Regions from separate parts of the Homo sapiens genome. Here region 1 is linked to region 2. A link is a loop called in an ENCODE intact Hi-C map of the cell type or tissue named here. Cell type or tissue: dorsolateral prefrontal cortex. All regions are shown on one strand. Links, peaks and the distances in the headings refer to the core of each region. The heading gives the core; the rest is flanking DNA. Region 1 has its middle 40 kb from the start of MIR9851. Region 2 overlaps HSPA12A (heat shock protein family A (Hsp70) member 12A).

Region 1 (15,052 bases), core at 5,757-8,256, 50 kb before region 2:
AAAATATATTCACAATTAAGGCTATAAGTTTGTCTCTGCTGCTCAAGTTACATCTTATAAGTTTTGATATAGTATATTTTCTTTTTTGATCAATTCTAATTATTTTTTAAATTCTGATTTTGATTTCTTCTTTGACCAAAGGGTTATTTAAAAATGTATTTCTTAATTCTAAATGTGAACTTAAAAAAACTATTATCTTTTTTTTCTTTTCTTTGGGATGGAATCTTGCTCTGTCACCCAGGCTGGAGTGCAGTGGTGTGATCTCGGCTCACTGCAATCTCCATCTCTGGAGTTCAAGCAATTCTCCTGCCTCAGCCTCCCAAGTAGCTGGGATTACAGGTGCATGGCACCATGCCTAGCTAATTTTTGTATTTTTAATAAAAATGGGGTTTCAGTATGTTGGCCAGGCTGGTCTCGAACTTCTGACCTCAAGTTATCCACCCACCTTGCCTCCCAAAGTGCTGGGATTATAGGTATGATTACACCTCGCCTGGCCAAAACTATTATCTTTTTACTATTGCGTTCTGATGTATGAATTGTGATCAAAGAATGTGATCTGCATGTGTTCAGTCCTTTGAAATTTGTTGGGAGTTGCTTTATGGTCCAATATATAGTCATGTTTGTTAATATTCTGCTTGCTTGCCTTGTAGCCCTTTTCCCACTCTTACTTCCAACCTTTCTATGTCCTTAAGTTTTTGTTGGGATTCTTGTTAATAGCAAAAAGTTGGATTTAAAATAAATCTTATGTGATACTCTTTATCTTTTACCAGGAGCATTTGGTCCCTTTATATTTTTATTTTTATTTATTTATTTTTTTGAGACGGAGTCTTGCTCAGTCACCCAGGAGTCACTGGAGTGCAGTGGCGCGATCTCGGCTCACTGCAAGCTCCACCTCCCGGGTTCACGCCATTCTCCTGCCTCAGCCACCCGAGTATAGCTGGGACTACAGGCGCCCACCACCACGCCTGGCTAATTTTTCTTTAGTATTTTTTAGTAGAGACAGGGTTTCACCATATTAGCCAGGATGATCTTGATCTCCTGACCTTGTGATCCACCCACGTCAGCCTTCCAAAGTGCTGGGATTACAGGCGTGAGCCACCGTGCCCGGCCTGGTCCCTTTATGTTTATTGTAATTATTGATATGTTAGGACTTTATGTGCCATCTCATTTTATGCTTTCTGTTTTTCTTTTTCTCTCCTTTTCTTATTATATTTTCGATTTTTTTTCTCATTTTATATTCCCCCTCTAAGTAGGTTGGAAGTTACATATTCTGTTTCCATTATTTTAGTGATTGTCCTAGAAATTATGATATGAATGTAACGCTTTTACCTTCCTTCTATATAGTACAAGGATCTCAGAACAATTTTATTTCATTCTCCCTCTCTTGATTTGCATGCCATTGTTGTGATGTCTTTTAATTCTGTGGGTTTTTTTTGTTTGTTTGTTGTTTTCAGTGGGGACAGGGTCTTGCTCTGTCACCCAGGTTAGAGAACAGTGGTGTGATCGTGGCTTACTGCAACCTCAAGCTCCCAGGTTCAAGCAGTCCTCCCACCCCACCTTCCTGAATAGCTGGTACTACAGGTGCATACCACTATACCTGGCTAATTCTTGTATCTTTTGTAGAGACAGGGTTTTGTCATGTTGCCTAGGCTGGTCTTAAATTCCTGGGCTCAAGACATTCACCTGCCTCAGCCTCCCAACATGTTGGGATTACAGGCGTGAGCCACTGTGCCCAGTCTGTTTTGTTTTTCTTTAACTCCATAAGGCATTATCATTGTTGTTTTATGCAGTTAATGTTTATTTAGTGTTTTTTATTCCTTTTGCATTTTAGATCTTTAAACTTGGATCCATCCTTTAGAGTTTCCTTTATTGTAGTTTGCTAGTGGAGAATTCTCGTAGTTTTTGTTGTTTTGAAAATGTCTGTATTTCACCTTGTTCTTGAAATGAATTTTCACTGGGCATAGAATTCTAGGTTGACAGTTATTTTTTCTCACAGCACATCAAATGAATCATCCATTCTTCTAACTTCCATTCCTGCCAATAAAAAGTCAGCTGTCAAACTGTTGCTCTGTTGGAGGTTATCTATATTTTCTTTCTGAGTGCATTTAAAATCTTCCCTTTGTCTTTTTAGTCATCAGTTTCAGTATGATGTTTCAGGAATAGATTTTCTTTTTCTTTTCTTTTCTCTTTTCTTTTTCTTTCTTTCTTTCTTTTTCTTTCTTTTCTTTTCTTTTTTGAGACAGGGTCTTACTCTGTCACCCAGGCTGGAGTGCAGTTAGTGGCACGATCTTGGCTCACTGTAGCTTTGACTTCCTGGGTTCAAGCGATCCTTCCACCTCAGCCTCCTGAGTAGCTGGGACCACAGGTGCACACTACCATGCCTGGCTAATTTTTTTTTTTTTTTTTTTTTTTTGTAGATGCAAGGTTTTGCAAAGTTGCCCAGGCTGGTCTTGAACTCCTGAGCTCAAGCAGTCTGCCTGCCTCGGCCTCCCAAAGTGCTGGGATTACGGGCATGTGCTACTGCGCCCAGCTGATTTATTTTTATTTTTTCTTGCTTTGGATTTATTTTGTTTTGAATCCAGGGGTTGATAGTTATCATTAGTTCTGGAAGGTTCTCACCCCCATATATCTTCTTATATTACCTCTGCTTCATCTACTTTCATTTCCTTCTAGAACCTCTCACTCCGAACTCTTTGTCTCTTAACCTCCTTTCACATTTCCCAATTCTTGTTCCTTGATGGATAATTTTTTTTTTTTTTTTTTTTTTGAGACCGAGTTTCATTCTTGTTGCCCATGCTGAACTGGGGCTGGGTTTGGGGTTGTCCCACTCACATGCTTACGTGATCAACGTACATGCATGTACGTGGCTTCCCATGGATTAAAATCATGCATGTAAAGTTCATGAGCATGGTGTCTGAGACCTGAAAGTGTTCAAGAAGTATTTATGGCCATCATTATTATTATATTATTATTATTAATGATATCATTATTACATTCCCAGGAAATTCTGATCTGTTGGGTTAACATTTCCAAGGTGCCAAGCTGTGGGTCTCTTCAAGAGAACAGAGACACCTGGGCAGGATGAATTGGCATCTTTTTGCCCAGCTAATCGATAAGCTTGGAACTTTGTCTGGGACATAGTAGATGCTTGAGAACACCCAAGGCAGGAGTGAAGCCTGTTTACCGAGATGGAAGATTCTGCAGGCAGGGAAACCACATGCCCGTGGAAGAGGAGAGGTGAACTCGGGGGTGCTGGCAGGGGCTGGAGGTGGGAGGTAGTGAATAGGAGATGCCAACCTTTTCTCAACAATTTAGTTGCATCTTAGGGAAAATGGGGGCTGAGGAGGGCCCTATGATGACAACTTGAATTGGGTAAAATTTAAGGATAAGGAATTACTAATTAGTAATAAGGTAGAATTCTTAAGTGTATGAAATGAATAATATGTAGCTAAAAAATAATGATATAGCATTAGGCATTTGAGACATGTGGACTCCAAGCAATTAACCTCTATTCTTCTTCTGAATTGCAATTGCACTAATTGGCTGCTTTACTCTGACGGGGCGATATTAACCTTTCTGCTTTTCTCTAAAGGAGCCAGTATGTTGGGTGGATGTGCTGCTCTGGTTTGGAGGAAAGGTATTTTTCCTGAATAATAACCTATTTGCAATTTTTCTCCCAAATGGTTGCATTGAAAAGGTTCTGTCAGATTTTCTTGATAAAGCTTCATCTATGGAAAAGATGCTTTAAACACATCTGACCTCCTTTGGGAGCAGTTGGGAGAAATGGCCTATCTAGGCTCTTCAAGCTTCAGACATCCTTGTGTTAATAGCTTCTCCTTCATCCAAGCAGCACACACTTGTGGAGGGAGGGCCTGCACATTCCAGGCCTGTCCTGGGTGTTGGGGACACAGCACTAGCCAGACAGTCTCCTGCTCCTGTGCAGCTTGTAACTCAGTGAAAGCAGAATATCAAAGGCAAATAAACACGTAGATTTAGAATGCAATCCCAGGGCTATGAATACAAAGATAACTGGACGGGCCAGGTGCAGTGGCTCATGCCTCTAATCCCAGCACATTGGGAGGCCAAGGCGGGCGGATCACTTGAGGTCAGGAGTTCGAGACCAGCATGGCTAACATGGTGAAACCCTGTCTCTACTAAAAATACAAAAATTAGGTGTGTGTGGTGGTGCGCTCCTGTAGTTCCAGCTACTTGGGAGGCTGAGACAGGAGAATCGCTTGAACCTGGGAGGCAAAGGTTGCAGTGAGCCAAGATCATGCCACTGCACTCCAGCCTGGGCGACGGAGTGAGACTCTGTCTCAATAAAAAAATAAAAAATGATAACTAGACAATGAGATGGGGTCTGGGAATGGAGAGTGTCCTTTAAGGCAGGGTGGGCCAGAAGGCTTCTCTAAGGAGGAAATATTTGAGCTGGGCTGTGAATGAAGCCAGGGAAAGAGGCTTGTGAGTAGAGGATCAGTATTCCAGGCAAAGGGAACAGCAAGTGCAAAGGCCCTGGGGCTGGATGTTCGGGGAGCGTCAGGAACAGCAAGGTGGCCAGTGTGCAGCATGAGTGGGCTGAGGGCAGGAAGAGGAGGGAGACGTGAGGTTAGAAAGGTCATCAGGGGGCTGGGCGTGGTGGCTTACACCTGTAATCCCAGCACTTTGGGAGGCTGAGGCAGGCGGATCACGAGGTCAGGAGATAGAGACCATCCTGGCTAACACGGTGAAACCCCGTCTTTACTAAAAATACAAAAAATTAGCCGGGTGAGGTGGCGGGCGCCTGTAGTCCCAGTTACTTGGGAGGCTGAGGCAGGAGAATGGCGTGAACCCCCAGGGCGCGGAGCCTGCAGTGAGCCGAGATCCCGCCACTGCAGTCCGGCCTGGGCGACAGAGCGAGACTCTGTCTCAAAAAAAAAAAAAAAAAAAAAAAAAAAGAAAGATTATCAGGGTCCATACCATGCAGGGATTCCTGGGCCATGGGAGGACCTTGGATTGATTTCCAGTGTGCAGCAAAGCTACTGATGGAGCGTGGGCAGGGTCTGGTGAAGGCTCTCACTGGCTGCTGTGGAGGGAATAGACAGAGGTGGGTGAGGATGACAGTGGGTGTGGAGGTGCAGCCATAAATGGAAGCAAGACCTTAAGAGGGACGTCTGGGCATCCGGTGAACCTGACCCGTAGTCTGGAGAGAGCTTCCAGGGATATGAAGCATGGCCAGAGATAATGCCCTCCTCACCTAGAAGCAGACATTAGGCCCTTCAGAAATGCAAACGGGCACTGAACAGTCACGTCAGCTTCACTCTACGACGTGTTGATAGTCAATATCCTGGATGATGCACCTTAAAAACGAACCCTCAATTCCATGCCTAGGAATTTACTCAGCAGGAATAATCAGACAAGTGCACAGTGACTACATCCAAGGTACCACTGTAGCTTTGTTCCTGGCAGAAAAAGTATAAGCAGCTTGAGTGTTCACCAACAGGGCATTATTCAGCTAAGTCATAGCACATTCAGGATTCAGAATTCTATCATCGAGAGGATAATATTTTTAAAAAATCTTATAAGGGGAGAGAAAGTAAAAGCTACAACTTATACTCATCCTTCATTTCCCAGTCTTATTTCCTAAGAGAGTTTCTGGAGTATCCTTCAAGAAACATTTTCTTCTCAGACACAGGCATATACATATATATCTATATATGTCTATATATCAATACATATATAATGGTATATGTATATAAATATATTTTTGTAAGCTAAAATAGGATACTTCTATACGTATTATTTTGTAATGTAATTTTATTTTGCGATGTGATATATCTTTGACATATTGCAGCACCAGTGCATTAGATTAATAGCTGCATAGTGGCTGGGTGCGGTGGCTCACACCTGTAATCCCAGCACTTTGTGAGGCCAAGGTGGGTGGATCACCTGAAGTCAGGAGTTCGAGAGCAGCCTGGCCAACATGGTGAAACCTTGTCTCCACTAAAAATACAAAAATCAGCTGGGCGTTGTGGCAGGTGCCTATAGACCCAGCTACTAGGAGGCCGAGGCAGGGAGAACTGCTTGAACCCGGGAGGTAGAGGTTGCAGTGAGCTGAGATCTTGCCACTGCACTCCAGCCTGGGTGACAGAGCAAAACTCTGTCTCAAAAAAAAAAAAAAAAATAGCTGCGTAGAATTCTACCAGATGGATATATCATAATTGACTCAGCAAGTTTGCTATTAATAGATAGTTTCTCTCATTTATGTGAGTTTATCTGTGGGTATATTTTCACACGTATAACTTTTTCAATTGAAAATATTAAAAATGATGATGTAGCATGTATTATTGTGCAGATACCCACAATATATAATTAAGAGAAAAAAATCAGGCTACAAAATTGGGTGTGTTGCACAGTCCCATTGCTATCCATTTGCATGTATCTCTGTGTATGTGTTGATAGAGTCTGGAAGGATACTCACCAAAATGCTAGCAAGAGCTACAGATCACAGCCTGGTGACTGTAGGTGTCTCTTTTTCCTAGTGCTTTTCATTATTGTTTTTTTAGAATGAGAATATGTATTTTGCAAGGGGAGAAACAAGCTATTGTATTTTGGGAGAAGAGTTAGTTGGGAACCAGTTTGCGAACTATATTTAAAATATGAATTTTGCGTTTGCATCTGTGCTTTTCTTACTGAGTACTTGTTTTCGCTTCGGTATTAAATGGTACTTTTTTCTTCTCCCGTTTGGAACACTCAAGCGTGGGCCCGCCTATGGACCTGGGCGCAGTTCACCAGCTCCACCACCAGAGGGCGGCGTTTGCAGGATGTTGTGCGCACGGCCGCCTCCCGCCGTTTGCGGGGGTCTAGAATTTTGCAGGATGTGCTTTGGTCGGCTCGGCCAGAGTAGAGACAGGATGTACGCGCGTTGGTTTCCAGTTGGTGCTGTGACACAGATATTTTTCCTTCCTCTGCTTTTAGCGTAGCATCTGAATTTAACGGCGTTGCGTGGAGGTGGCACGAGGGAGGGATTGGCTTGCAGAGCTCCCGCCCTGCCGTCCTGGAAGCCCTCCTATCCCCGACCCTCAGGCCAAGTCACTGTCCCCAACTTCCACCATAGACCAAGCAGACTCCTACCTTCAGAGTCTGACCTGATTCCAGGGGATTTAGGGTGCCCCCACGCTGAAGCCAGTTTGGAGGCTTCACTCGCACCCCTCCATGACCAGGCACTCCACTTCTTAGTCCTTGTGCCAAGCGGCTGCCAGGCACTCTCTTCCCTTCTTTCCTCTTCTTTTCACCTTCTGAAGTTTTTGGAAAAAGCAGTGCATATTAATAATAACAATTCAAACAACACAAAAGGGGGAAGCAAGTGAAAACTAAGCTCCCCGCCTCCCACCCTAGCCCCACTTCTTCCCCAAAGGCCATAATTGTTAAGAGGTTTTGGAAAAGTATATCCTTCCAGAAATTCTAGATGCATATAAAAATACAGACGCCTGTACGTTCAAAACCACACCCTCCACTCAGTTTCTCGTTTGCATTTAGCAATGACGCTGAAAGCCTCCCACATCACTTCACAGAAGGCGCCTGTGGTTTTTTTTTTTTTTTTTTTTTTTGCTGGCTAGAGAGTATTCTAGTATGTGGATGTGACATGCTTGATTTGACATTTGGGCACTTTCCAATCTTGTGCTTATTAGGAGCAGTGGGCAGTAAATATCCTCTATACACAGCTTTAAGCACCAATGCAAGAGCTGCTGTTGACTAAATTATTAAGAGTGGAATTGCTGGTCAGAGGGTAGAGGCCCTTCTAGCTTTGGTATTTCCAGATTGCTCTGCAAAGGACTTTTAAACCAGGCCGCACTCCCACCCAGAATGCATGAGATCCCATGGACGTTTTTGCCCTTGGTTGATCTGACAGGTTGCTGGTTCTCAATCTTGACTGCAGTCAGAATGACCTGGGGAGCTTTCTAAATATGCCAACACGACAGTATCCCAGACCAATTAAAGCAGAATCTGACCGTGTGTGTGTGAGTGCGTGCGTGTGTGTATGTGTGTGTGTGTGTGTGTGTGTGTCCGGGAGGTGATTGGGCATTGGCACTTAAAACATGTCCCCAGGAGGCTGGGTGCAGTGGCTCCTACCTGTAATCCCAGCACTATGAGAGGCTGACGCAGGTGGATCACCTGAGGTCAGGAGTTCGAGACCAGTCTGGCCAACATGGCAAAACTCTGTCTCTACTAAAAATACAAAAATTAGCTGGACGTGGTGGTGGGCACCTGTAATCCCAGCTACTCAGGAGGCTGAGGCATGAGAATTGCTTGAACCTGGGAGGCAGAGGTTGCAGCGAGCCAAGATTGAGCCACTGCACTTCAGCCTGGGTGACAGAGCCAGACTCTGTCTCAATAAATAAATAAATAAATAATTCCCCAGGAGATTCTAATAGGCAGCTACAGATGAACGCCACTGAGACAGATGAGAAAAATATACCATTTAAATGTACATTTCTTGAATTATAAATGAGAACGAACATTTTTCTGTGAGAACAATGCTTTAGACATTTCTTAGATCATGGATCCCTTTGAGATTCTGACAAAAGCACTAGATCTTTTTTTTCTTTTTTTTTCAGGAAAATGTGCACACACGCACCTGTGCCTCTACCTGAGGGGCCATAGGCCCTGGAGCTGCTCCCTAGACCTCCCTAGAGTCCTGAGCCCAGGCTAGGGGCAAGGCGGAGTTGTTCTGCGCAGCCTGTTTCCCCACCAAATTACCAAAAATATAGTTAAACTTAGGAATTCAGTTTGATCCATAACATAAACAGTCTATTTTAAGAAGTATTTACCACTGTGTCTCAGCCCCTGGGAGCCCTGCCTTCCATGCAACCCCACTGCTGAGATTTGCTGAGAGTCTCTTCTGCAGAACCCGCTCCATCTCCTGCGTAATTACCCGAGAGGCTCCACGTGGGGCTTCTCTGGCGCTAACCTCATAGGTGAACCTCATGAAGCTACAAAGATTCCCAGTGCACAGGTGGGCGTTAGATCAGCAAAGGCCTCATGACGGGTGCAGGAGTCGGGATGTCTCCCAGGGCCACAAAGAGATGTAAGCAGGGGAGGATGCTAGACCACTCAGGCAGAGTCTGAGTAGGCCATGGGGTGGGCCTGCAGTCTAAGGTGAGGGGAGGGGGGGAAATAGGAGGAATCTTGCGGTATTAGGGCAGTGGGGCAGGAGGGCTCAGCGGGGAAAGGCAGAGTCAAGTGGGTGCCTGGCTTCTGGCTGGGATAACCGGTGGATGGCTGAGACCATTCCCTGGGAGGGAGGGGGTGACAGCAGATGCCAGTGCTCAGAGGGCAGGTGGATATTTGGGGTAGTGTGTGTGTGTCTGTCCGAGAGGAAGAGAGAGGGATCATGAACAGCAGCATGCGGTGGGCAGCAGAGCCCGAGTGTGCGTTCCCCCAAGGCTGGGGAGTGAGCTGGGCTTTATGAGTGGGCACCTGCTGACCCCTGCATTGAGGTGGAGGCTTAGAGGGAGAACCAGGGAGGCAGGCGGGGATCTGGGTGGGGGACAGCCGTCCTGGGGCTGGGGTCAGGCAAGAACATTTCTGTCACAATGCCCTGATGCCATGCTCTGCTGGTGGCCAGGACTGCTCTCAGCTCCCACATCTTGATCTCTGTCCCCGGGCTGCCATGTCCACTGGCAGGCCTGGGTCGGGGCCGTTCCTCCTTCCTCCACAGCAGCACTAGGCTGTGGTGGCCAGAACGTTCCCGAACAAGACATCAGTCCTTGCCTGTGTTCCAGAATTCATACTCCTCCTTCCCACTACCTGAGGCTTTGGACATTTGAATGATGGTGGCGGTGGGTGGGAGGGGGAGGAAAGGAATCTGAGAGTGGACATGCAGGGGTCAAGCCCCAAAGCCATCTCAGAGCAGGGCACAATGAGGGTTTCCAGGACGCCCCTCCCAAAGGCTGGGAAATGTCTCCTCTGGAATCCAAGCTCCAGAGCCTCTTGTTGGTCCTCAACTTGTTATTAGGGCCTGAGGTGCTTCATGATGCCAAGAAAAGAGGAACACAGCAGGGCCTAGAACCAGCAGGACTGGGGCCTCTCTGGTTTCTCCTGTTGGCTCCTGCCTAGGAGCAGCTGCCTCCCTGTCTGCTGTTGTAGACACGTGCCCTCAGCATCTCCAGCCCAGACTGACAGCTCCGAGGTTAGCGTTACAGGCTCAACCCCAGACGGAGAGGCTCTGTCTATGTTGATTTCTATTTATCCCATCTAGTCCAAAGATCCCAGGGAAGGGATTCATTGACCCAGCTCAGCCAGGGACTCATTCCTCAGCCAGTCAGCTGGGGCCGGAAGCACAAGTCCCCAACTGCAAGGGCAACACGTGGAGGGAACGGGAAGGAGCAACTCTTGCTAAAGGGACGCTAGGCAGACAACTTCATAAATGTCAATCATAAGCCAATCTTAAAGGCATTCACTCATTCCTGCACTCATCCATTCATTCATTCATTCATTCCCTCAACAAACCTTTATTGAGCACCTACAGAGTCCAGGTACCACTCTAAGTGCTAGGCTTACTGAAATGAACAGGACAGATGAACTTCTTGCTCTAGTGGAGCTTACACGCTAATAGGAAGATAAACCAATAAACGAGAAAGTGACCAGGATGTGAAAAATGCTCTGCAGAACAGAGAAATCAGGCAATGGACTTTGGAAAGTGCTCAAAGACCCTGCGCTGCCACTTGCAGGGCAAGGGGCCACCTAGGTCAGGAGCGGCCTGCCTTGGAGAGACATGCATCACCCCAGCCACTGCCCATTGGCCAGAGCAAGTCACAAGGCCCCAGCCTAGCCACAAGGGAAGCTGGGAAATGTGACTTTTGTGTGTCCAGGAAGAGGAAATGGGATTGGCAAGCACATGGCCAGTCATGGCTGTCCCACTTAGCCATCTGGTTCCCTAAGAGGTCAACACTGCAACCAGGTCCTGATGTGTCCTTCCAGTGAGATCTTTTGGATACATAAGAAAAAAATAGATGTAATTATGTAATTTTAAAAACCATAAATGGGCTGGGCATGGTGGCTCATACCTGTAATCCTAGCACTTTGGGAAGCTGAGGTGGGTGGATCACTGGAGGTCAAGAGTTCAAGACCGTACTGGCCAACATGGTGAAACCCTGTCTCTACTAAAAATACAAAAAAGTAGCTGGGCGTGGTGGCACATGCCTGTAGTCCCAGCTACTCGGGAAGCTGAGGCAGGAGAATCGCTTGAACCTGGGAGGCAGAGGTTGCAGTGAGCCATTGCACTCCAGCCTGGGCAAGAGAGTGAGACTCTGTCTCAAAAAATACCCATAAATGGTGGTATACTAACACACCATTCTGTTCCTTGCTCTTTTTTCCCCCCACTTAAGACTATATCACAGACAACATTGGAGGATTTGGATCTGGGCAAGAATGTGCCCCAGTTTATGTGTTACAAAACTCACCCTGGCTAGCGGGAGAGAGTGGACTGGGGTGGGGACGGTGGGTCAGGACTGTTGCAGCTGCTGCAGTTGACGGCTGTAGCTCTTTGTCCGTGTGCAGCCTGTGCTCCAGCCAAGTCCACCCACACGCTCATTCATTCAGTGCTTGACAGTCAATAATCGTGGGCAGACCCTGGGCCACATGAGTCAGGCTCTGTCCCTCTTCCCACTCACTGTGCCCCGAGCCATACTGCTGCACACTTTGCCAGGGCACAGGCCACCTTCTGCCATCCAGGCTCCTCTGCCACTGACTCCTCCAAATTCTTCCAGACATGTCTCCAACGTCACCTCCTCATCAAAGCCTCTCCTGATCCCCACAGCACCACGTCGATGGTGTGGAAAGAGGGACCTGGACTGGAGGTGTCTCAGCCCCAGCCCTTCCCATTGGCACTTCCTGGAGAAACAGCTTAGTCTTTCAGAGCCTCAGTTTGCCCATCTGTGCGCTGGACGTGATTGGTATCTGTTTAACACATTGCCTGTGTGGATTACGTGGGAAAGGCTGTGGAGAGACCTGGCATCTGAGTGGCAGGAGACATTTGTCATTTCCCTTCTTTCGCCTTGGGGCCCACCATGTTCTCTGCCTCTCTGAGGTTACTTCTAAGGCTTCCAGTACCCTCCGTGAGGGTGACCCTGTGTCCTGGGCTTGGTATGTTGCCAGGCATCAGGCCTGGGAGTCAGTCTCAGTGTCTACTCAGCGATTTTGTTGAAACTGAGAGTCCACCACCCAGCTTAAGACGTAGAACATTGTTGGCACCTGTGAATCTACTTGCACAAGCCTTGGTGATCCTGTCCTCTTCCCTGACCAGGCAGCCCCTACCCTGAATAGCATCTCATTTATTCCCTTGTTTTTAAAAAGCAGTTGATAGCATGTCTATGAGCCCTACCTGAATAGTCTGTTTAGTTTTGCTTGGTTTTTATGACAATAGTGTCACACAGGAGGCATTTTTTTGTGACTTGCTTTTTCTTTTGCTCCACATTACAACTCTAAGCATCATCCTTGTTGCTGGGTGTACCTGTAGTTCATTCCTTTGCAATGTTAGGTAATGTTCCACCCGGGACTATGCCACAATTTATTTATCCATTCTTCAGTCAAAGGACAACTCCCTCTCCCGATTTTGGTTGTTACAAAAAGCGCTGCTATCAGCCTTGTCATATACGCAGGCTTGGGCACAGGCACTAGGCTATGCTAGTGGGGTTGCTGTGTCAAAGCTCACGTATCTTCAGCTTTTCAGAGATTGCCAAATTTCCAAAACAGTCGAATAAGCCTCTTTCTAGCTTTGTGTAAAGATCCCCGGTGCTCACCCACTTCCTCACCAACCCTTGGGATAGTCACATTTCTGAGTTTTGTCCATCTAGTGAGCACAAAATCTCATCTTATGGTCTCACTTTGTGTTTTCTTGGTCACAGCTGAGGTTGAGCATCTCTGCGAACGTCTCTTTGCCCTTCTTGTGGGCCTCTTTTGTGACATGCCTGACCATTGTTCTCCCTCATTTTTGTATTGGGTTGTTTTTTGAAATTGACTTGTAGGAGTTTTTATGCATCCTGGATACTAGCCCTTTGTCACTCACAGGTGTAAGGAATATTATCTCCCAGTTTGAGACTTCCTTTTTACTGTCTTTTGATGAATGTTATGATCTTAATTTTAACCTGGTAGAATGAATCAGTCTTCTCCTTTACTGTTTGCATGTTTGAAGACTTGTTTTAAGAAATGCTTTGTTTGTTGAGTCAGATTGAATAGCTGGACCCAAGGAGGACACCCCCTACCCAACCTCAGAAAAGGCAGAGCCCACAGCAGACCCTCAGGCACTCGGTGTAGCTGACAGCTGAGAGATTGATTAAAAACTGGAGTGAGGCAAGAGAATGAAGGAGAGAGGCCGAGTGCTTTGAATTTGATCCTTTTAGCGACAATTAAGCAATCACCACACCACGGATGGGCAGAGAAAAAGGCTTCCTGAGAAACCGACACAGGCTGTGGCAGAGGCTGCCCTTGGCCTCACCTTGGACCCAGGGCTGTGGGGCTCCTGCACCACCCCTCCCCACTCCTCCCCTTCAGTTTTTATTGCAACATTTCATTGAGACAAGTGCTTCCCCCAGGGGTAAACTAGAGAGCCAGAGGACCATCTGAGAATGTACAGGGTGAAATCACTGAGGCCTGACCGAGCGGCATTCATCATCATCATCATCATCATCATTGGCACTGATTGGGGAGTAGAGAGAGTGAATCCAGAGGAAATCCATTTTTTTTTTTCTGTTTTCTTTTAAGAGGCAGGGTCTCACTCTATTGCCCAGGCTGCAGTGCAAGTTTCACTGCACCCTCGGCCTCCTGGGCTCAAGAGATCTTCCTGGCTCAACCTCCCAAGTAGCTGGGACTACAGGCATGTGCCACCATGCCAGGCTAATTTTAAAAAGTTTCTTTTTTGTAGAGACAGGGGTCTCACTAGGTAACACTTAGTCTCAAAATGGATGCCAAGGCAACATAAAATTTTTGAACTCCTGGCCTCAAGCGACCCTCTCACCTTGGCCTCCCAAAGTGCTGAGATTACAGGCATGAATCACTGCACCCAGCCAGGATGGGGCTAGGAGTGAAAGGGTCAGTGAACTTGAATAGGCAAAAGTTTATGTCCTTATTTTCATTAATCTCTGGCTGAAATGTAGCATTACTTTCAGTTATAAATGTAGAGGACAAACCAAACAATGTTAGCAATGCCTGTGACTCGTCACCCATAGAAATCACAGAGAGTTTTACATCCTATTACTTTGCTTGTAGATATTTTGAAATATCCACTTAAAAATTATGATTGTTATATAATTCTACTAGATCCTTGTTATTCAATGTTTTAATGAAGAAGCACGCATCATAATTTTTAAAAGGATTTGATAATCGTATTAACAAATAATTAGGTTCCCTGGTAATCCTACCTGGTTTATTTTATGCATTTAAAAACATTATTTTCCAGTCTGGGTAACATAGGTAGACACCATATCTACGAAAAATAAAATAAAATAAAATAAAATAAAATAAATCAAAAAATTAGCTGGGTGTGGTGGTGCGTACCTGTGCTCCCAGCCACTCAGGAGGCTGAGGTGGGAGGATCACTCGAGTGTGGGAGGTGGAGGCTGCAGTGAGTGGTGACTGCACCTCTGCACTCCAGCCTGGGTGACAGAGAGAGACCTTGTCTCAAAATAATAATAATTATTATATAATAAAATAAAAATAAATAAAAATATTGTTCTGAGGAGGGCTCTATAGATTTCCTCAGGTGACCGAAGAGTCCATGAAACAGGAAGGTTAAGAATTGGACTCAAGGGAGAGCCCTCTTCCTACAGGGAAGACACACCAACTCTTGTGATCTTAGACTAGCTCCAGGTATGGTGGAGGATGGAGGAGATGGTCTGCGACAGTGCCCTGCAGCTATGCAGGGAGTGACTGCTGTTCCTTGTTGCTGGGCAGTCCCTGTGGATGAACGGGATCTTTGCCCTTCGCGTGAGAAGGACGCAGTGCCCAAACAGCTTGCTCTGGCGGAATTAGTGGTCTCTGACTCGTGGCTGGCCTGGGTGCCTGCCTCCTCTAGGTA
Region 2 (15,052 bases), core at 667-3,166:
GTTTGCAAATTTTCTTAATAAGATGTTTAAATTACTTAATTTACAAAATCTGAAGGGCCACACTTGAGGGTCTGGGTGTTGGACAGCAAAATTTGAGATGACCTTCAATCCTGCCCCCTCCCGCATGACCTGAGTGGGTTGACACATGGAGCCCTAGAAGGGTGAGATGAATTGGGGGTGGACAGAGTGGTTCGGACAGGGATGGCTCCTATGGTGACCAAGTCAGGGCTAGACATGAAGAGTGGAAACCAAGTCATTTTTTCCAGGGCACGGGCTTGAGGAGAGGGATGGTGGGCAGGCAGTTTTGCCTGGGTTGAGGGTATCTCTCGAGGCCTGGCATTGGGCTTTGGAGATGCCATCCTGGAGGTTCATCTTAATAAAAATAAACATTTTAAACGTTCACTTTTATTGAGGACTTAGTGTGTGCTGAAACCTGGGAATATTGAGTTATCTCATTTAGCCCTGACCACGTTTGTTGTTGAATGAATGACTATGAAGGACGCCCTGTGATCCCCATTTCACAGAGGAAAAAGCTGACAGTCCTAGCAGCGCACAGCTGGAAGGGGGCCTAGGTAAGGACCTAGGCCATGGGATGCAGGCCCCAGGTGGTCAAGCTGAACAGCCTCTCCTGGCATGTGCCTGGCATGTCATAGGCCCTCAGGGACTTGTGTTGAGTAGGCCTGCGGCTAATAGAGAGTGGCTGCCCTACTTCCTTCAGCCACCAAGCTGTAGATGGTAGTGACAGGGCGCTGGTTATAGCCCCCAAAGGAAGTAAGCAAAGGTCAGGGTGATGCTCTGGGCATTGCAGGTTAGGGTTCTGGCTATGGGATCCACTTCCGTGTCAACATCTGCTGCTGCAACTTGTCTGCCGCCTTGGTGGTCCTCCCATGCCTTCTGTGTATGTCCCTACACAGTGTCTTGTGTTTCCCAGAGCCTTGTGATCGCCTTTGGCCCTGGACACATGCAGTCCTCCCTGCTTGGGACATCCTCTCTTTGTTTAGCAAGGTCCTACTCATCCTTCAAAACTCAGTTAAGGTATCACCTCTCAGGAAGCCTTCCTGGGCTCATCCATCGGGATGAGATCTGCCTGTGTGGTCCCAAAGCCTTCGGTACTTAATGGTTGATAATTCCAACTAGTGTTTGTTGAGGCCCTACGATATGCCAGCTTTGTATGCCTGTATCTCATTGACTCCTCCAGCAACCCTGTGAGGCTGGCATTATTATTACCCCATTTTGCTGATAAGGCAATTGAGGGCTTTGAAAAACTTGCTAACTTGCCCAACCAGTGAATGCTGGAGTTGGGATATGAGTCAGCCATGGAGCCTAAAATCTTGTGCTGTTTCTCTCAATGCTCTTTCTTCCGAGAAAGGCGTGGACTATGTCTTTCATTTCCATTTTTTTTTACTAAGGACACTAGTAGGTGTTCAATAAATGTCTTACTTTTTGTTGAGTGTCAGTCAGCAAGACATGAGGGAACACAGCAGAGGGCAATGGCGTCTACATCTTGCCCACTCCGCAGTGGTGCTCCTGGAAATGTGGATGCTCAGGAGTGGGCCAAGCTGGAGGGGAGTCAGGCAGGGCTTGGACAATCTCAGAAGAGAAGCTGCTTTGATTCCAATAAGGCCTGGAGTGACGACTCAATCTTGTGGGGGCGAAATGCTCTCTTTTCATATAAATAGGCCTCTTTGGTAAGGGAGAAAGCATCTTTATTACTGCTGTGCATAATTAGAACAGCGGGGAGGAATCAGGGGCTTTTAATGAATGAGCAGCGTGTGGCAGGGAATGAGTGAGCGCCTGCCACTGCGGGCACCCCCAGGCCTGGGCATCCCCAGGAGTGAGCGGGGCCAGCGAGGAGACGACCAAGGAAGCACAGGCAGTGCTCAGAATTGAAACCTGCCCCACTGAAGCGGGCCCTGCTGATCCTTGCTGCGTTCCTGTCATTGCAAATGACTCCCAGGCTGCAGCTTTGCAGATGCTGCTCTGAGCTCTGCCAGGACCACCCCTCTTCTTCCAGCCTTGACCGTGACCTGGCAGCCGCAGATGTCCTGCGGGGCTGGCAGCTGCTCCATGGCACCCCTTCTGGGCAATCCTGAGCTGCAGAGTTTTTGCCTTGATTTTAGTCCCCTTATTTTTAGGGTGGCCATATGTCCTGGTTTGCTGGAATAGTTCTAGTTTATGCCTCTTTTCCTAGTGAAATTAGTAATAATGATATCTTTCACCTTCTAAGTATCTCAGTTTGGAAGGTGAATTATGTGGTTGCGCTCCTTATCTTTGTCTTCTCAGCCATCCGGGCCTCAAGACGGATGAGGGAGGCAGTAGGGTGTGCAGGTAAACCTGGGCTTTGGTCTCAGATGCTTGTAACATCTGGGTTTAACGTTGCTGCATCTGTTTTTTCTGCTGTAGACAAGGACGATTAATAATCTCTGCTCTACTGGGGTGCTGTGAGAATGAAATGAGAGAGTATTTGTAATGAGCTTAGGTATGAGCCTGGTACACAGAGGGCTCTCAGTAACTTCCAGTCATTTTATTATCATTGTTAGGTTGATTTGGGAAGCGTAGTGGTTAAATGTGAGATCTGGGGCCAGACTGCCTGGGTTCAAATCTGTGCTGTGTCATTGACCTGCTCTGTGACCCTGGCAAGTTACTTAACCCCATAAAGCCTCAGTTTTTCTCATCTGTAAAGTATGGATTATAACAGTCTCTTCTTCATATGGCCTTTATGAGAATTAAATGAGTTTTTATATGAAAAGCACTCAGAGTAGAGCCGGGCATGAAGTAGACATTGAATTAATATGAGCAATTATTATTGGCTGTTATTGTTATTATGAATAAATGTCCCAACTTACATTCTTGTAGGCAGGAGGAATTATCCAGTACATTTGTTTCCTATTGCTGTTGTAAAACTTACCACAAATTTAATGGCTGAAAACCATACAAATTTATTATCTTACATTTCTGGAAGTCAGGAATAAGTCCAAAATGGGTCTCCCTGGGCTAAAACCAAGGTGTTGGCAGAACTGTATTCCTTCTGGAGGCTCTAGGGGATAATCCATTTCATTGCCTTTTCAAACTTCTCGAGGTGACCTGCATTCCTTGGATCGTGGCCCCTTCCTCCATCTTCCAAGCCCATCACTCCAGCCCCTGCTTTCATTGCCACATCCCTTCTCTGACTCTGCCCCTCCTCCTCCCATTCCCTTTCTAAGGACACTTGTATGAGGACCTCTTATTAGGCCTACTTGTGTAATCATTTCCCCATCTCAAGATCCTTAATTTAATCACATCTGCTGACTCCCTTTTCCCATAGGAGATAACATAGTCATCGGTACCAGGGGGCTATTATCGAGCCTCTCATAGCCAGAAAGATTGGAGTCTTGCCTAGGTTTGGGGTGTTGGAGAGTCTTCTGTGTCCCTCAGGAGCTGTCTGAAGTTTGGAAATGACTCCTCCTCCGTGTTGTACATTAGGTCAGGTTCCTCGTGCACCTGCTGCGGGTTGCCCTCCCTGGAGTTTGGATTGTGGATCAACCCTTGACTTCTATTCAATCTCAGTAGGGTCCTTAGAGACATTGTTACTTTTAGGGCTGATTTAGCCCCTTCTGAGGGGCCCATGACTCATTGAGATCTGAATAAAAAGGTTTATTGGCTCCCAAGCAGGGAAAACAATCAATGCATTAAACAAGTTATTGAAATGTCTATAAAATGTCACATTATATTTGCTTTTACTATGTAGCAAACCACCCCAAAGTTTAATGGGTTAAAACAATAGTCTTTTTAAAAAAATTTATTTTAAGACAAGGTCTTCCTCTGTGACCCAGGCTGGAGAGCAGTGGCGTGATCTTGGCTTATGTAAGCTCTGCTTCCTGGGCTGAAACGATCCTCCCACCTCAGTTTTGTGGGTAGCTGGGACTAAAGGTGCACATCTCCATGCCTGGCTTTTTTTTTTTTTTTAAATAGGGACAAGGTCTCACTATGTTGCCCAGGCTGGTCTCAAACTCCTGGGCTCAAGCAACCCTCCTGCCTCAGCCTCCCAGAGTGCTGAGATTACAGGCATGAGCCACCGTGCCTGGCAACAATAGTCATTTTATGGCTTATGATTCTCTGGGCAGGTCTCTGTTGGGTGGTTGTTTTGGTGGTCTTCCCTGTGGTCACTTATGTGACTGCAACACTCTGATGGCTCAACTAGTCTGGGTAGTCCAAGATGACCTCGCTCACAGGTCTGGGGGTTGGTGCTGGCTGTCGGCTGGGCTTCGTTCTCCACATGGTCTTTTATCCTCTAAGAGGCAAGCTCAGGCTTCTTTATGTGGTGGCCTCAGGACAGCAAGAGGATGAGAGGGGAAGCTGCAAGGCCTCTTGAGGCGTTCCTGGGAAGTCCAATAAAATCACGTCTGCTGTATTCCTGGTGGTCACAGCAAGTCTTGAAGCCAGCTCAGATAGAGGGATGGAGAAATTGCCTTCACCTCTTAGTGAGAGGACCTGCAAAGAATGTGTGGCTATTTTTAATCTAACAGAGTTGGCTTGGCAAAAATGTTGAAACTACAAACTTTAGAAAACTATATTATGCTTTAAAGCAACTTGTAGGTTAGATCTCACTTCTTAAGACGTTCTGCAAGTGCCCAGTGATTGTCTGACACTTACAATTATTTGTTTGTTGTGCTAGAACATGTGTTTCTATAAGTGATAAATGAAGAATGATGGTGGTATTCAGAAAAGTTGTGTTGGCACATTCTCAATTTTTCCCAGTATGTTTGCACTTTGACAGATCAGGATGAACTTTTTTCTTTTTTTTCTTTTCGAGACGGAGTCTCGCTCTGTCGCTCAGGCTGGAGTGCAGCGGCTCGATCTCGGCTCACTGCAAGCTCCGCCTCCCGGGTTCATGCCAGTCTCCTGCCTCAGCCTCCCGAGTAGCTGGGACTACACTCGCCCACCACCACGCCTGGCTAATTTTTGTATTTTTAGTAGAGGCAGGGTTTCACCGTGTTAGCTAGGATGGTCTCGATCTCCTGACCTTGTGATCTGCCCTCCTCGGCCTCCCAAAGTGCTGGGATTACAGGCATGAGCCACCGTGCTCAGCCCAGAATGCACTTTTTTCATGATTGAAGGCTAATATATGAAAAAAGCAAAAAAAAAAAAAAAGCTGAAAATCTGTAGATGCAACTACCTTTAGTGTAAGTCAGGGCTGTTTTAGTATTGTTCCATTCCCCATTCCCTTAAGCTCTGTTGGCAGCTGAGAGGGCAGATGAAGGAGCTGCAAAGACATTGTCCCTATAAGAAAATGATGGGTATGGGTGTGTGGGTGACACCCTGGATGGGTTTTGCTTTTTTTTTTTTTTTTTTTAGACAGAGTCTCGCTCTATTGCCCAAGCTGGAGTATAGTGGTGTGATCTCGGCTCACTGCAGCCTCCACCACCTGGGTTCAAGTGATTCTTCTGCCTCAGCTTCCCGAGTAGCTGGGACTACAGGTGTGTGCCACCATGTCCAGCTAATTTTTGTATTTTTAGTAGAGGCAGAGTTTCACCATGTTGGCCAGGCGGGTCTCAAACTGCCTGTCTTGGTGATCTGCCTGTCTTGGTTTCCCAAAGCTCTGGGATTACAGGTGTGATCTGCCTGTCTTGGTTTCCCAAAGCTCTGGGATTACAGGTGTGAACCACTGTGCCCTGTTGGGTTTTGCATTTTGATGAGAATGGCCCCCTAAGAAGTGAGTGCTCCGTTACTGTTTTTGGAAAGGTTCCGGTAGCAAGGTTCCGCAGGTGTGGAGTGATGTACACCGACCTTGTTTTCCTCATGAATCCTGTTATTTTTAGTGTATGGGTTTGTAGAATGTGAAGATTTGTAGGAAAATATGCTGCATTACAGTGGAAGTGCTTGAACAGATGCTCCTTGACTTACAATAGGGTTACGTCCCTATAAACCCATAAAAACGTTGAAAATATCATAAGTTGAGTCATCCTAAGTTGAGGACTGAGTGTATTTATATTTGATGTGGGATAAGTGTTCATTTAAAAAATATTTGCTCCGATATGGGGTGGAGCCTCAAATAACAGCCAATAGGAAGAGCCTACAGTCACTTCCTATTCAGTCATTTGAAATTTTGAGACTGCTTTGCTTCCCAGATGTTTGCATACTTAGTGGGTAGTTTTGTCAGTTATGTTCAGAATTTTAATGTCAGAAAACAGAGACTCCAGGAGTAAGTTCTGTAGGATGGAGCTCCTGTTTCATCGACCCACTTAGCACCCAAGATCTCAGAGGGAAATGGATTACGCCAGTGCCCTTTGCTTCCTATAAACTGACAATTAAATGATGTCCCTTGGGGCTTCCTATGTTTTGTAAATCAGACCTCGTGATCTTATTGGTTTCTCTGTGATGAGGAACAGTGGTTCCTGTACCCAGGCGGCTGGTTCTGTTTGGGACAGGGAAGCTGTAGGTATTCGGGCTCCAGCCTGCTGCCTCTGAGGCCTCAGGCTGGCCTCTCTTTGCTTGTCTCCCATGTTTCCTTGGGCTGAAGGCTAAACTCCTCTGGCCACTTACTTCCTTTTCTTTCCTTTAGTCATTGTCCCTTAGTGACCATCTCCGCTGGCTGGGATAAGAAACTGTTTACAGCACAACCATCAGGCAGGAGTCTGTGCCCAAAGGACAGATGAAAGTTTCAGAAAACAACTGCTTGTAGTCAGTCCACATGGCTGCTGGACCGATTTGAAGGGATGATGGTTATCAGTTTGGGTGGTGGTTTCCCTGGGCCAGCAGTTAGAAAACAGAGCTCATGGATACATCCACAGCTAGATGGGACCAGGTTGTCTAATGTCTGGACTGGGCCCACCCTCTCATTTTACAGATGGGGAAACTGAAGTCAGGGAGGGGAAGAGACTGCCCCAGGACACTAGGCAAAGCCAGGCTCAGAATCGAGGTCTGCCGACTCCCTCTGCATGCTTTCCAGCTGAACTCCGCAATGGCTACAGAATCCTCCAGCAGTCCCGCCAGCCACTCCCGGTCACTCAGAGACGGCACAAGGATCCAAACCTCCTTGCCGTTAACAAATTCATGACTTGTCCCTCCAGCAGGAGTTACATTTTAAAAAAGTATTTGAAGAATGCTTAACTCAAAGGAATGAAGTGCCAAGTCAAATTGCTGTGAATAAAACACTCTGCAATGGTGGAGCCGCAGGCCCAGCTTTTCTTTTCTAGTCTCTTGTGTGTTCCCTCACTTGACAGTAGTGGTTGCCCATCTTTTTGTGCCTTGGCTCTTGGCAGAATGTCTGTTTTGAAAGGGTTTTGATTAGGGATTTTGGTTGCAGGTAAGTAAACCTTCTCTGGCTAGAGGAAGCCAAAAAGGTAACTTTACAGTGAGGATCCAGGGCTGGTTCCTGGAACTTAAACCTGCTGCTAGGTCTAGGAGGGGAAAGTGTTGGGAACATGGCAGTTTTCTTTCCCTCTGTCTCTTTCTTTCTTTCTTTCTTTCTTTGTTTTTTTTGAGACGGAGTCACCCAGGCTGGAGTGCAGTAGGGTGATCTTGGCTCACTGCAGCCTCCGCCTCCCGGGTTCAAACGATTCTCCTGTCTCAGCCTCTGGAATAGCTGCAATTACAGGCATGCACCACCACACCCAGCTAATTTTGTAGTTTTAGTAGAGACGGCGTTTCATCACGTTGGCCAGGCTGGTCTCGAACTCCTGACCTCAAATGATCTGCCTACCTTGGCCTCCCAAAGTGCTGGGATTACAGGCATGAGCCACCACCCCTGGCCCTGTCTCTTACTTCTGCTTTGCTCTGCATGTCACCCACCCCTCCTCTCTGCAGGACCACTTTAGGATTGCTTCCCATCTTTAGGGCAAATGTGGCCCCCAACAGTGACCCCCATGTTGAAATGAAAAGTTCTGATACACAGGAGGTCTGATGTCTGTCTGTTTTTCTTTCTTTTCCAAGTCCAGATTCCCAGACGAGGCCGCAAGATTCAGGTATGATCAGGACTTGACCCAGAAACAGTCAACCCTGGCCAGAAGAAGGGTTACCTTGCTGAGAGAGGGGGAGTTAGGGGGCACGATATCTGGTGGTCAGAGAGTAATTATCTCCCACAAATAGTTAACAGTACAGGTGTCTGAAGTAAGCCCTGTGTAGTAAAGAATTTCTAGGTGAGGGCTGTACAAGAATGGAGAAGAAAGAGACTACCTGTTAGAAATTTTGCTCTTTTGTTCTTTCTTAGAGAAAATTACTTTCTCCCATGTAAAAGTTTCATGCTACATGGGGTAACTGACCACTGGGTCCCTTGCATGACAATAATGCACAGACTCTTGGTGTGTTCTTCTGGTGTGTGATGGGCTGTAGTCAGTCCACATGGCCGCTGGCCCCATTTGAAGGGACCGTGGTCATCCGGTCTGGCAGTGGTTTCCCTGGGGCCGGCAGTTAGAGAGCAGCAGAAGGGGTGCATCATTCATCTGAGTCACTTGCTTCACTTTCCCCTCCTAGACCTGGCAGCTGGTTTAAGTTCTGGGCACCATCCCTGGATCCTCACTGTAAAGGTACCTTTTTGGCTTCCTCTGGCCAGAGAAGGTTTACTTACTCACAAGCAAAATTCGTTTTAAAACAGACATTCTGCCAAGAGCCAAGGCACAGAAAGATGGGCAACCAACATGGTCAGGGGCCCGTTCTGCCTAAGCACAAGGACCAACTCCGGGGCCCTCCAGGGGAGGCCAACTGGCCAGCCATGGAGGATGTAGCATTGACTGAGTCCACAAGGGCCCATGCAGCAGGACCCTGGGACAGACCATGGGAACGGGCTGCGCAGAGAAGCTGGCCCACGCCTGGGAGCACACTGATTCCTGCCTGTCCAAGCTCCTCGGCTTCTCCCCCAGGAAACGTTGGGAGGGTGGGAACCATGTTGGACCTGGTCTGGGAAAGCCAGGAGGGCCCGGTTCCTTCATAGCCAGGTTCCTAGGCTGTACAGAGGCCCTTGGAAGGCCCTTATCCCACAGCCTCAGTCTGTCTGTGTCAGACCAGCTATGGCGAGATGCTTTCCAAGATATTTTTGAGCGTCCATCCTTTGGCGTCAGCCTCTGGTAGTCTTGGCCAGCAAAGCTGCTAGAACAGGTTGGGGGTGGGCATGGCTGGGGAAGGAGTCACCCAGGGCCAGGCAGTCCCAGAGAAGAGAGCCCAGCAGATGGAATGGGGCATGAGGGACCCCAGGCCTCCTTTGTGGGCAGTAAGACAGAGTGGGCTTTAGAATAAGACAATACTTGGTTCAGATCGTGGTGCCACCTCTGACTAGCCGAGTGGCCTCAGCCAAGTCATTTAGCCTCTCTGGGCCTCAGTTAAGTATAAAATAGCACTCAACACCCCATGCCTGGGAGCTAGTGTTGGATGGGCACTTGGTAGAGTGAAACGGGCTTAGCTCAGTTAGAAAGTCCTGGTTTGGGTCCTGGCTCCCATACCTGGCCTTGACCTCACCAAGGTATTCAACCTCTCTAGATCCCCGTGACCTTATCTCAAAAGTATGGGTCACAGCACTTCACGGGTTGGTTCTGAGAATTAGATGAGGTCATGTATATAAAGAATTTGTCCTACACATAAAACATGTGCAGTCAATGTTAGGCATCATCATCATCATTATTATTTTGAGATGGAGTCTCGCTTTGTCACCCGGGCTGGAGTGCAGTGGCACCATCTCAGCTTACTGCAACCTCTGCCTCCAGGGTTCAAGCGATTCTTCTGCCTCACCCTCCCAAGTAGCTGGGATTATAGGTGCCTGCTATCATGCCCAGCTAATTTTTGTATATTTAGTAGAGATGAGGTTTCACCATGTTGGCCTGCTTTGGCCTCCCAAAGTGCTGGGATTACAGGCGTAAGCCACCACGCCTGGCCATCTTTATTATTCAAAACACCCACTGGGCACACACGAGGTACTCAGAAAGGTTGATATTAGGGAGTGGAGCTGGCTGGGAGATTTCGTTAAAGTTTAGTCTATTGAGGTCTAAGTTACATAAGGTAAGACTCACACTTTTTGGGTGTACAGTTCCATGAGTTTTGACAAATGTAGATACAGTTGGCCCTTGAACAACATGGCCTTGAATTGCACAGGTCCACTTATCCATGGATTTTTTTCAATACATATATTGGAACATTTTCTGGAGATTTGTGACAATTTACTGCATAGCCTAGAAATATTGAAAAAAATCAAGAATTTAGGTATTTCGTGAATGCATAAAATAATGTGTTAATTGACTGTTTATGTTATTGTTAAGGCTTCTGATCAACAGTAGGCTATTTGTAGTTAAGTTTTGGGGGGGTCAAAAGTTATATGTGGACTTTTAACTGTGCAGGGGGTGGGTGCCCCTAACCCTCATGTCGTTCAAAGGTCAACTGTAGTCATGTAACCACCATGTCAGTGCAGAGTATTTCCAACTCGGGAGGATTTTGTCATTCAGGATCCTCTGGTTTGCAGAAAGCCCCACCTCCGATGGTGGGGGATCTCAAGGCCTGGACCGTGCCCCAAAGGGAGGGACTTTCAGGGTCGACCCAATGATAGCATCCCAGCCTGTACGCTGGGGCTCTTACCAGTCAGGGGTTGGGGGTGGGCTCCTGTGACCTTCCCGGCGTGCTCCTCATTGGCTCTGGAGAAGGGAGAGATGGAGTCTGCAGGGTGCCCTTTGTCAGTCCTTGGGCTGGGCAATGCTGCCAGACAGAGGCTGAGAACCCACTAGAACTGAGAGCTGAGACACAACTCACATTTGTGTGAGGTACCCAGAGAGCCAGGACTAGTGAGGTTTGGCCTAAAATGAGGGTCCCATGTCTCTGCTTGCCATAGGCCGCCTGCAGGGATGTGTGAGGGCCCTTGCCCCGGGAGGCTTATTGCCTGGCACATAAGGAGCATTAAGATGGGCCCCTGGAGGGGGTGGTTTGAGGATCCTGGAAGGCTCCCCGCACCTGCCCCTGGTCACAGAGCCTGGAGTTCCACCATCAGGGAGTCTTACTCATGCAGGCTTGATTTGATGCCACATTCCTTTGGGTTAAACATTATTTCTTTAGTGTTCTCTTTTAAAAGAAAACTCCTGCTCTGCATATAAAACCCTTAGATAAGCAGTGGCACATAGACTTGAATTGTGTCTACCTCTCTGACCAATAGGGAAGAAGCTATCTAGAGAGCTGTGTTAAGAAGGATTCTGAGGTCACCTCTGGCTCAGTTGGAAAGAATGCGATAATCAGTGCTGTGTTTCCCAAATGCCCCACTTTGGACTAGTTCATGATGGCTTCTGATGCTTGAAGCCTACATTCGTCACTGAGGAAGTTACCCAGGTGACTGTGTACCAGGTTTGCACGAAGCTAAATTTTTCCATCTGAAAAACAATTTCTGATATTGTGCCCTTGTGGTAGCTTATTGAATTAATAACCTACAATAAATCCTGTCTCCAGGTACAGATGCTCCTTGACTTACGATGGAGTTACACCCTGATAAACCCATTGTAAGTTAAGAATATCATTAGTAGAAAATGCATTTAATCCACCTAACCTACAGACCATCCATGCCTAGCCTACCTTAAATATGCTCAGAACACTTACAAGGCTGGGCATAGTGGCTCACATCTGTAATCCCAGCACTTTAGGAGGCCCAGGTGGGTGGATCATGAGGTTAGGAGTTTGAGACCAGCCTGGCCAACATGGTGAAGTCCTGTCTCTACTAAAAATACAAAAATTGGCCAAGCGCGGTGGCTCATGCCTGTAATCCCAGTACTTTGGGAGGCCAAGGTGGGCAGATCATGAGGTCAGGAGTTCGAGACCAGCCTGGCCAACATGGTGAAACCCTGTCTCTACTAAAAATAGAAAAATTAGCTGGGTGCAGTGGCGACAGAGTGAGACTCTGTCCCCCCCCCAAAAAAATTAGTCGGGCATGGTGGTGCACACCTGTAATCCCAGCTACTCAGGAGGCTAAGATGGGAGAATCACTTAAACCCAGGAGGCCTAGGTTGCAGTGAGCTGAGATTGTGCCATTGCACCCCAGCCTGGGTGACATAGTAAGACTCTTTCCAAAAAACCAAAAAAAAAAAAAAAACCCACTTACATTAGCCTACCCTTGGACAAAATCATCTAACACAAAGCCTATTTTATAATAAAGTATCTCATGTAGTTTATTGAATACTGTACTGAAAGTAAAAAAACAAATGGTTGTTTGGCTACTCAAAGTATGGTTTCTACTAAATGTCTATCGCCTTTACACCATCATGAAGTTAAGTAATCATAAGTCAAATCATCCTCAGTTGGGGACGCCTGTACTCACACCCTTGTGTCATCTCCTCCTACCTGGACTCGGTGTAGCTACATGATTTGTTTTGGCCAATAGGACCTTGGCAAACAGGAAGCCAGCAGAGGCTTGAAAATTCCTGCCAGTGCATTGGAGCTTGCTCACTTGTCCTTTGCTATTTAGGAAGTCCAGGTCGTCCTGCTGGAGAGGCCACCTAGAGGGGAACTGAGGCCCCCGACCGACAGCCTAGGTGAACATGGACATGAATGAGCCTGTCTTGGCCCATCTAGTGCCAGATGAGCCTTGAGATGACTTTAGCTGTATGAGTTGACCCCAGGTGAGAAAAGCCCAAGTTGCGGAATTCTGTGCAAATTATTGTTATTTTAACCCACTAAATTTTGGAGTTAGAAATATTTGGATTACAATAGATAACTGATATAGTCCTATTTTTCTTTCTTTTATGAATTGAATATAGTAGCAGATGATAGGTTTAATAAAAGTGTTAATGTCTGTTCTTGGCAAAATCAAAATGTGATAACACTTTGTTAGATCCACAGTTTTTTGACGGGGGCAGATTTTACTTCTTAGAAAACATAAGTGTCTTGGAACCACTGAATTATGGAGATCTGAGGGAGGTGTTGCTGTGCAGTCTGGGGTCTTCATCCGTCATCGGCACGTTAGTTAGTGTGACTTAGATTATCACAGTGAGAAATAGTTAAGGCTGGAGGGTGGAGGTGTGGGAGCTCTCAGTGTTCTGTGAGCCAACTTCATTTTCCACATGAAGAAACAGAAACCTAGAAAGTGACAGTGAGCCCGACAGCACACCTGGAGGCAGTAGGGCCATGCCGTTCATCGGAGCAAGCCAAGACTGGCTGTCTGGATGGGATATTGGGGACGGGTAGAGGCTAAGGGTAGGAGTGTTGAGGGGCAGCCCCCTCTTGGGCCTGGTGGTTTGACAGGCACCCCCAGAAGGAACTGTGGGAAATTGGGGATGGTCTACCCAAGGACACCAACCCTTTGGGGAGCACTCACAAGGGGGGTGGTAGGTAGTGATATCAGAGACCCAGCAAGGACCTTTTACTGCTGGAGCTGGTGGGGTCCTGCCAGGCCTGTCTCGGGGGAGGCTGCTGGGAATGTGCGTATATAACTCTGAATGTGCATGCATGCGTGGGGAGAGAGGTAGAGTGAGCAGCTGAGATGGAGGAGGGAGACAGAGACAGAGGAAGGAATGGGCTGAGAGATGTTAGAAGCTTCTGGTAGGTCTTCCTTTGGGGTTCTTGCAGTTTATTCAAACTTGAACCCACAAAGTCATGGCTGGTCATGGGTGCAGATTCTGCCCCAACACCACACTCCTTGGGCCTTTGGTAAATATTCGGTAGTGAGATTGCAAAGTGCCACATGCCAGGGGACAGAGCCTGAGGCTCTTGGGAGGGAAGACCAGCCAGCAGGATAGGATTGGGTAGAGAACCATGGGAATGTCAGAATTCACCTTGTCCTGCTTGGCCTGTTGTGTGTGTGTGTGTGTGTGTGTGTGTGCGTGTGTGTGTGTGTCTAAACCTTGTATGTTGAATGAATATTCAGATAGAAAACTTGACTTCCTCACTGAGTTGCATTCTGTAAACGGAGTCCTATGCCGGTAGAGGCAGGCCTTAAGATAGCACGCAAGCATGCTGAATGCAGCTGGGGTCTTTTTAAGATTTCCTCCCAAAAATATTAGTGTGGCAGGGGTTGGGGGAGGGAAGAGCCACTTTCTAATGAAATATTAGCGATGAGGCAGAAATAAACTGCAAAACATAAACACAGAAGCCAAAAATACAGTCACCCTGGCAGTGGGATATCCCTCTCACCCTGTGACTCGCTGGGAGTAGTTCTGGGTTTTGTGTCCCAAGATAGCGCCCCTTCTGCCACCCCCACTCCTTCTGCCAGCAAAGCTCCTCAGTCCTCACATCTCTCCCCAGTCCCATACTCATAACTGATGTCTTCCTTGGAGAGAATTTGTGACCCCTTTCTATCTGTGAATATGCATACAATTCCTGGTGCCCCTCCCCTGCTCGCCTGCCCCTTCTCTCAGGGCCCCCAGCCTGTTGGGGGCCACGCAGTCCTCCCTTGCACACTGCCATGCCAGCTTCAGGCTTCTTTTCAAATCTGGCGACTGAACAACACTGGGATGCTGACCTGATGTTAACGATGGAAGCTCAGAGGTGGAGCTGGGTCCATGGAGGCCCAGCGTGAGGCCTGGGACCCTAGCAGAGTGCTCCCCACCCTACAGGGTGGCAGGATTTCTGTCTCAACACAGGCTGGCTCACTTCAGGCAGGGGACATTTGGGGAATTAAGTGTTGAAGCCAGAAGCAATTCCCATCAAGTGGAGCTCCTGGGCCCTGGAGGAGGCTAACAGGATGAGGCAGTTTGAGAGCCCCCTTCCAGGTGGGATCCCTGCACTGTGTTTTCTCTGTAAGGCAAAGTGGTATTGTGGGAACAGCTCAAGTCCTGGGTTCAAGTCTCAGCTCTGCTGTTCCTCGCTGTGAGGCTTTGGGCAGGTCTCAACACCTCCAGAGCTTCTGGTTCCTCCTCTGGGGGACGGAGCTGAGAAAAAGAGCCTGCACCACGGTGTTGCTGGGAGATTGCCAGGCAGAGAGTTGGCCTTCAGGGTCTGGGGGCCAGGTGGTCACTGGGAGCTGTTAGAGACTGGGGGTCCTGATTCAGGAGACTGAGGAGCAGGCAAAGACCTGGGGCAGGACCAGGGCTATGGCTGGGAGCAGCTGGAGTCTTGGGCTCTGGGCCGCAGGGCACCCAGTGAGGCCACAGGAAGGGACAGGAGGCGTCACTCACTTGTC

What was found. A loop is a pair of places that touch in the nucleus more often than their neighbours do. Peaks named below come from ENCODE experiments on the same cell type or tissue, not always from the same donor. Only the 100,000 strongest peaks of a DNase experiment are listed, where the experiment ranks them.
Region 1: it touches region 2 in a loop (2.5-fold over the local background); 23 of 110 quality-filtered maps call a loop at or near these places.

The regions. Positions count from the first base shown.
Region 1 is chr10:116,779,975-116,795,026 of GRCh38, reverse strand. It overlaps a transcript of HSPA12A not described here. Among named protein-coding and RNA genes, the nearest start is that of MIR9851, 40 kb to the left of the region's middle. RefSeq lists a silencer at 10,063-10,229. In dorsolateral prefrontal cortex, for the core only: CTCF peaks have their summits at 6,576 and 6,781 (motif pointing right); a DNase peak (open chromatin) is centred at 6,806; H3K4me3 peaks cover 1,030 bases.
Region 2 is chr10:116,724,729-116,739,780 of GRCh38, reverse strand. The region is part of intron 1 of HSPA12A (heat shock protein family A (Hsp70) member 12A); the gene reads left to right. Among named protein-coding and RNA genes, the nearest start is that of HSPA12A, 10 kb to the left of the region's middle. In dorsolateral prefrontal cortex, for the core only: CTCF peaks have their summits at 1,869 and 2,068; a DNase peak (open chromatin) is centred at 1,948; H3K4me3 peaks cover 541 bases; H3K27ac peaks cover 1,494 bases.